Linked DNA regions of Homo sapiens: all the other regions are linked to region 2. Evidence: chromatin loops called from intact Hi-C (ENCODE). Cell type or tissue: PC-3. All regions are shown on one strand.

Evidence for each region. Hi-C counts contacts between places; a loop is a spot of excess contacts. Peaks named below come from ENCODE experiments on the same cell type or tissue, not always from the same donor. Only the 100,000 strongest peaks of a DNase experiment are listed, where the experiment ranks them.
Region 1: it touches region 2 in a loop (4-fold over the local background); 2 of 110 quality-filtered maps call a loop at or near these places.
Region 3: it touches region 2 in a loop (4-fold over the local background); 2 of 110 quality-filtered maps call a loop at or near these places.

What each region holds. Positions count from the first base shown.
Region 1 is chr10:53,078,201-53,080,700 of GRCh38, forward strand. No RefSeq gene overlaps it. Among named protein-coding and RNA genes, the nearest start is that of LINC02672, 49 kb to the left of the region's middle. In PC-3, no CTCF peak of the experiment used is centred here; a DNase peak (open chromatin) is centred at 1,301; H3K27ac peaks cover 359 bases.
Region 2 is chr10:52,955,555-52,958,054 of GRCh38, forward strand. LOC105378308 (a long non-coding RNA gene) reads right to left here. Exons shown (of 4, transcript XR_945968.3): 2 at 397-469; 3 at 1-178. Among named protein-coding and RNA genes, the nearest start is that of LINC02672, 73 kb to the right of the region's middle. In PC-3, no CTCF peak of the experiment used is centred here; DNase peaks (open chromatin) are centred at 1,107 and 1,517; H3K4me3 peaks cover 292 bases; H3K27ac peaks cover 1,642 bases.
Region 3 is chr10:53,101,635-53,104,134 of GRCh38, forward strand. No RefSeq gene overlaps it. Among named protein-coding and RNA genes, the nearest start is that of LINC02672, 73 kb to the left of the region's middle. In PC-3, no CTCF peak of the experiment used is centred here; a DNase peak (open chromatin) is centred at 1,007.

The DNA.
Region 1 (2,500 bases), 120 kb after region 2:
GGAATCTACCCTTGAAAGACAGAACTCGCAAGTGCACTGCCTGAGTGACAGTGCAAGGCTCAACCATATATACCTCGGGTGACAGAAAGCTGAAGACTTAGTGGCCTGACATGGCAGAAGACAGAGTTCAGGACTACCAGAGCAGTTAGAAATTTAGTGGAGATTCCAGTAACAAAGGAATTACACAGCAAGTAAGCTCCTACATCTGTATATAAACTTTCCTCAAATCTTTGACTGATCCACACAGGTTCAAGCAAATTCTAACATGTATAAGGAAGTATAAAGGGCCTAGAATAGAAAATGAAATTTTGAAAAAGTAATAAAGTTGTAGCACTTATGCTACTGATTTTATGACTTATTCTTGAGTAAGAAAGACAGTGTACTAATGGCATAAATATAGACATATTATCAATAGAACAGAAAGGAGAGTCTGGAAATATGTGGTCAATTAACTTTGACAAAGGCTTGAAGGTAAACAATAGAGAAACAACTGTCTTTTCAACAGATAGTATTAAAACAATTATATTTCCATTTAGAAAAATAGATCTTTACCTGTACCTCACACCATGCACAAATATTAACTTAAAATGGATCATAGCTTTAAATGTAAAAGCTATGACAATAAAACAGAGAAAATGTTTGCCACTTTGGGGTAAGACAAAATTTTAAGGGCATAAAAAGCACAAATAATGAGAGAAATAAGTTGAATTCCATACAAATTGAAAAGGTAAGCCACACATTGAGATAAAATATTTAAAATACATATGTCTGACTAAATAATGCAAAATACCTATAAAATTTAAGATAACAAACCACCCCATTGGAAAGATGGACAAATGATTTGAACACTATAGAAGAACAAGGCAGGATGCAGTGGCTCACATCCCAGAGGACTGGGAGGCTAAGAAGGGAGGATCGCTTGAGGCCAGGTGTTTAGGAACAGCCTAGGCAACATAATGAGATCCCATCTCTACAAAAAATGTTAAAAATAATTAACAGGTGTGGAGGCTGGTGCCTGTGGTCCTAGCTACTTGGGAGGCTGAGGTGGGAGGATCACTAGAGCCCAGGGATTAGAGGTTACAGTGTACTATGATAGTGCCACTGCACTCCAGCCTGGGTAACAGAGAGAGACTCTGGCTCAAATGAAAGAAAAAAAGCACCACATATTTTTATGGCAAAAAATCACATGGAAACATTATTAGTCATCAGGAAGATTTTAAATAAAATCACAATGAAATATGACTGTGTACCGACTTGAATGGCTAAAATTGAAAAGCCTGACCGTATCAAGTATCAACCAGAATATAAAGCCACTGGAATGTTCAGACATTTCTGGTAAGAATGTAAACTGCTACACTTTGAAAACAAGTTGGGTGGTATCTCATAAAGTTAAACACGCACTAACTGTAAGATCTAGTGGTTACACTTCTAGTTATGTATGGAGAAAAATCAAAACTTATGTCACAAAAAGACTTGTACAGGAGTACTCTGAGCAGCTTTATTCACATTAGACCAAAACTGGAAATTCAAATATCCAATCAAATATCCAACAGGTGAGTAAATAAAGACAAACTAGTGTGTGTGTGTGTATACATATATATATATATGCAATATAATGCCATTGAGGAATAGAAATAGATACACTACTAATGTCTTCAACAACATGAATTAATCTCTGAGATATTATGTTGAATTAAAAATCCAGATATTGCCTGGTATCTTGATGTAATATTCTGAAAAAGACAAGCAAACACATAATGATAGTGAAGTGCTCAGAGGATACCTAGGGGGAGAAGGAGGTAGAAATTTATTGCAAAGGGGCAGAAGAGGGACTTCTGGATTTACAGAACTATTCTCTAACTTGAGTTTGGTCATGGTTGCCTGAGTGTATATATTTGCTAAAACTTATTAAACTAAACAATATGTGCATTTTATTATATACAATGTATATCTCAATAAAGTTGATTAAAAAGATAGATGATTAAATGCAAACTATAAAAGAAGACGAAATATAAATTTTATTTTATTATAACTATTACCATTATTATTTTACTATCCTAAGCTTTTTTTCTTGGCAAGAAATACCTGGTAAGATTGTATTTTTTTGTTTTATTTGTTGCTTTTAGGTAATGGTAAGATTTGATGTACATTTAAAAAGCACATTGAATATATCAAATTACAAAATAAACCTTTTTTTCAACTTTTACTTTAGATTCAGTGGGTACACAGGCAGATTTGTTATCTGGGTATACAGCATGATGCAAAGATTTGAGGTATGATCCCATCATCCAGTTACTGAGGGTAGTATCCAGCAGTTAGTTTTTTCAGTCTTTGCTCCTATCCCTCCCTTTCCCCTCTACTAGTCCGCAGTTTCTATTGTTCCCATCTGTATGACGCTGAGTACCTAATGTTTAGCTCTCACTTATAAGTGAGAACATGTGGTATTTGGGTTTCTGTTCCTGCATTAATTTACTTAGGATAATGACCTCCAACTGCATCC
Region 2 (2,500 bases):
CACCCGGTGGCGGATCTCGCTGGGGCCTCCAAAGTGTCATAACCGAGAGAGTTATAGAGAAACACCACACTCCGAGACTACTTCAGGAGTCCTTTATTGCCGGCGACCGAGAGACAGCTAGAACTAAAAAATTCTCTCGGCCCTGAAGAAGGGGCTAGATTTCTTTTTATACCTTGGTCTAAAAAGTGGAGGGGGAGCCTAGCTGAAGCAATTTTACCGAAGCAGAACAAGCAAAAAGTTAAAAGATAAGTGATTACAGAAACAGTTACAGAAAAAATAAATAGTTCCAGATGCAGGGGCTTAAACTATCACACAGAGATAAATGCAGGGGCTTTGGGTACCATCAACCAAGTGCGTTCCCAGGGGCTGCTGATATAGCTTGCCTCAGTATCTTACCAGTAATTGGATTCCTGAATGTGCTTGGAGTCAGCTTGCACCAGTTATGTCCTTAAGGGAGGGGGATAAGGGGCTGCAAGTGAATAAACCAAAATGGAGTCTGTCCGGCTCTCTCAGCTAAGTGAGAGTCAATCAGGTTAAAACAAGGTAGGGTATCACAAGATTACTTTGGGCTCAAACAAATAATTCAGCATAATGTTCTCATCACAAGGTCAGCGGATTAGCAATCTTAATTCCATCTGTCTCCTTAAAATCTCTTTGCCATATAACCCAAGAAATTCAAAAATTCCAGGGATTAGAATGTTCATACCTTTGGGGAAACATTCTCCGTATTATATAACCATTCTGAGGCCCCTACTAAATCATAAGCTAAAACTTATGATGATTATCTGGGTCCAGCATCCTTGGGGGGCATTTCGATCACAACCTTTGTTTTCCCAACTATGCAGAAAATGATTAACAGCAGGCCAAGCTTTTCAAACCCTGTACCTTCTAGATAAAAGCTGATTTTCAGAACTGGGCCTTGCCCAAGCCCCTGGGATACAACCTTTGAGCTGTTGGAATATTCTGCCTGATTAGATTGTTTTTGTATTCCTGATTCCTTGGGCCACACTGGACCGGTGTTACCAGATAACTTTATCCTGTGTGATTCATGGTGAATGCCTGTTTTTGCTGTGAGAAGGCTGGAGTCTGAGTAGATAGTCGATCATGCAGGCCCTGCACATATATGTGACTAATCCGCAATAAAAACCCTGGACTCAAAGCTCAGATCTGCTCTCCTGGTTGGCAACACTTTGAACATATTGTCACACACAGATGCTGGGAGAATGCACCAAGTCCTTGTTTGACTTTACTAGAGGAAACACTTGAAAAATGCTCCTGGTTTTTCCCAGATTTCTCCTATACTCCTTTTTCCCTTTGCTGATCCCAAAGTGTATCCTTTTTCTGTAATAAACCGTAAGCGTGAATACAACAGCTTTTATGTCCTGTGAGTCTTTCTAGTGATTCATTGAGCCCAAGAGTGGTCTCGGGGAACCCCACCAACACCAGTATTGTGAGACTGCAGAAAGTTGCGTTGCGCTGTCTGCCTCTTAGCATCAGCTTTCTGCTTGACTTCTCATTCTCTTGGCCCCATTCTACTTATGAGTCAGCAAACTCCTTAAGGATAAAGTGCTGCTATCAGTCTCCACTTCATCTCTATTCTTTCTGAATTTTGACTCCTTAATCCTAGTTTCCTTTGTACCTTGAACTTCATTTTTTTTCTTCCAAATCCTGTAAGACTGTAAAAATTCTGCTAAGGTAACATGCTTCCCGGTTGTTTCTTTTTATTCAGTTTCTCAGTTTGTTTGCACTGATGAAAAATTGACCGACGTAGAGCAAAACAATGCAGAATATTGGACTCATCACAAGCCATTTCTCTTTTCTATCAGATAACATCCACTCAAGTATTGTCTTCCTGCTGCTCTCTGATGACCTGTGGCTGATTTTGTTAGATGGGTTTATCTGATACAAGCTTGTCCTTCATAGGTGGGATCACATATCTCTCTATTCCCATCTATTTCTGCTTGTAATTTGACCAGTTCATTCCTGAGCTCATTCATTTCTTATAATTCCTTTCAAATCTTTCCAGTATCAGAGCTAAATACAGTCTACTACCATTCAACTGTCTACTCTTTTTCCCTAAAAGAACAAGATCGTTAGCTTCATAATCTGTGCTCCTATTTACCTTTCATGACAGTTTTCTTCCTGCATTCTCAAATTGCAATTTTCAACCTTACATCTAATTCCTTATTCAATGCCACATAATTTAGGTTTATCCAGAGTAGTAACGCATTCCTGATACCAATTTCTGGCTTAACAGAATGAAAGTTGATCACTCACTTGTGCTACATGTTGCTTTTGATTGAGATATAGCTTTGTTAGGCATAATTACTCAGAAAACAAGGGTGATGACAGCTGTTCAGTCTTATAGTTCCACTATACAAAATGTCTTCTTTTTTTACTTTTGCTGACAATTTTGGTCATAGTATATTGGTTATAACTAGTCACATGGCAAAGCCTAACTGTAAGGGGGCTGGGAAATATAATCTATGTTCCTGAAAGG
Region 3 (2,500 bases), 150 kb after region 2:
GATATGATAATTGCTTAAAGGTAGTGATTCATAACTGTAAGTTGGAAATAATCATTTTTATTGAAAATGTACAATATATTAAGGCCAAGTAAAAGTCAGATGTTTCTGTTACATAACTTTAATATAGAAATTGCTTCTATCTAAAGCTATGTTTATTATACTTTTAATGTTTCCTTATTCAAGTGAATTGAAATGATATAAACAATTATGCTAAGTGTTAAAAATAACATTAGTTATTGCTTTCCTATATGCAATTCAGTGGGTAATTTAAATGATAATCTAGTGGTAGTCTCTAGAGGGAATTAAATATCTGTAATGATACTAAAAATTAGAAAAAGAAATAATACCTCTCAATCATAAATTTTCAAGTGTGTTATAATCATCCCAAATTCACCACTGTGGGTATAGAAACCTTTGCTAGAATTTCTGTCTAAGAATGCAGTAGTAGTTAAATAATTTTCAAAGTTAACTCTAATCATCTTCACCTCATATGTAATTCAGTAATCAATCCACATACCTTTTCCAGGACATTTTTAAGGGACAAGATTATCTATAATACTGGAGCAAGTTTATCTCATCAGCTACTAGACAAAAAGGTTGAAAATTACTAATATTAAAGTGAGCTATTTTCTGTAGATTCTAATTTGAGAGTACTAAATCCTTTTGAACTTATAAGTTTTTATCTATGAAATTAGTGAATTTTGCTCTCAGCCTAACCCAACTGTTTTATACATATTAAGCTGATGCAAATCTTTATTTTTATTAATACTCTTTCCTGAACAGATTAGAAACCTTAAAGCTGGCCCATTGGGGAGGCTTCTTATCTGGGCAGGCACAGATACAGCCAGTAGAAAGGGAAGAGAGGTGCGCCCCTCTCGATCCATGGGCTCACCCCTCCTGTGTAAGCCTCTGAAAACTAGGCCATATTTTACTTCTCACCATTACACCTTGTGATTTTGTAAAATGAGTCAGACAGAAAACACTGATGCAGCCCTGTGATAGCCCTGCCGTGGTCTATTTGTTCTTGACCAGTAAGGAGCCTTGCTTTGAGTATATTTTTAAGTATGAATCATTTTCCCAATAAATGGTAGAAACTGCTAACTAGAGATTTACTCCACTATAAAACCTTGCTCTGAAAAGCCAAGTAAAAGTCAAATTTTATTTTAAATGCACTTGGAAAGCGATCTATGTGGATGGATAGATTTTCAGCTAATGCTTTTGCAACATCAATGGCTGTCTTATAAATGAAACATTTTCTAAATAGGCTTTTCGAAAAGCAAACACTGACAAATGAATTTCCAAGAGCCTATGAGAGTTGCAGTTCTTTTCTTTGTATATTCCTAGTATTTATTTGGCAACATAAAATATACATTTACTTCTTTTCCTTTCAAGACTCGTCACAACAAACATACCTCATCGAAATATTTATTTTTTTATTTTCACAAGTCACTATTACAATGTTTTGAAAAAAAGGCTGCTGAAGTTTAGTAATGATATTAAATATTTAGGGGTGTTATGCCACTGTGGAATCAGTGTCAGTGATAAAGAGGTCTCAGTTATGCTTGCCAGGGACTACTTGCTAATCAAAAGGAGTTTTTAATCAATGATCTTGAGCTTCACTGTCTTTAAGGATAGAGATGGGAAAAGAGCTATTTTTGCAGTGTGCACCAATAAGCATGGCCTTTATAGTTAAGAAAATCTTAATTTTCCTTTTTGAATCAATCATATTATCACGATATTACTGAAGCATTTAAGAGTAATAGTCTTGTAAATTACTTCTGAAGGAAAAATTGAGGTAGAGTTCACTTTGAAGTCCATATGAAAAAAGATGAACACATTGACTGTAGAAATTTCCTGCAAAATTATATAATCAATATACAAAATTGTATAATCTATAGTTTTCTAAGGAAATTTAAACTACTAAAATGTATACATCTTTCTGAGTTCATCTGCTTCGCTATGATAATGATCACTATTAACAGAAAGTCAATGTTCTGTACTTAAGTGTGAGTGCTCTGAAGGTAGACTAGGTTTGAACATTAGCTTGATTACTTGTTAGATGTGTAAACTGGAGCTAGATTAACCAAATATCAATTGTCCATTTTGGGTTCTTAGAGACCTATTGACAAATTGTGGTTCCTTTATAAGTAGTTTGACCAAATTTCCTATCAGATAAATAAAATAAAGACAGGCTAACGGGTACACTGGGGCTTGGCATGAAAGAAAAATGTCTATTAACTCAAGCATGTTGTGAGTCATAAAGAAAGAGATTCTACATAAAGCGAAGATGAGAAGAAAACACATGGATGTTAGGAATCTCAAAATCTGCTGTAAACCAGTAAGCCCATTCCTTAATATTCACCTTAGAGAAATAAAAAGTTACACTTGCACAAAAATCTCTACACAAATGTTGGTATCAGCTCTATTCATAATTGCTACGTGCTGGGAAGAGCCCATATGTTCTTCAATATCTGAATGAATAAACAAGCTATGGTATATC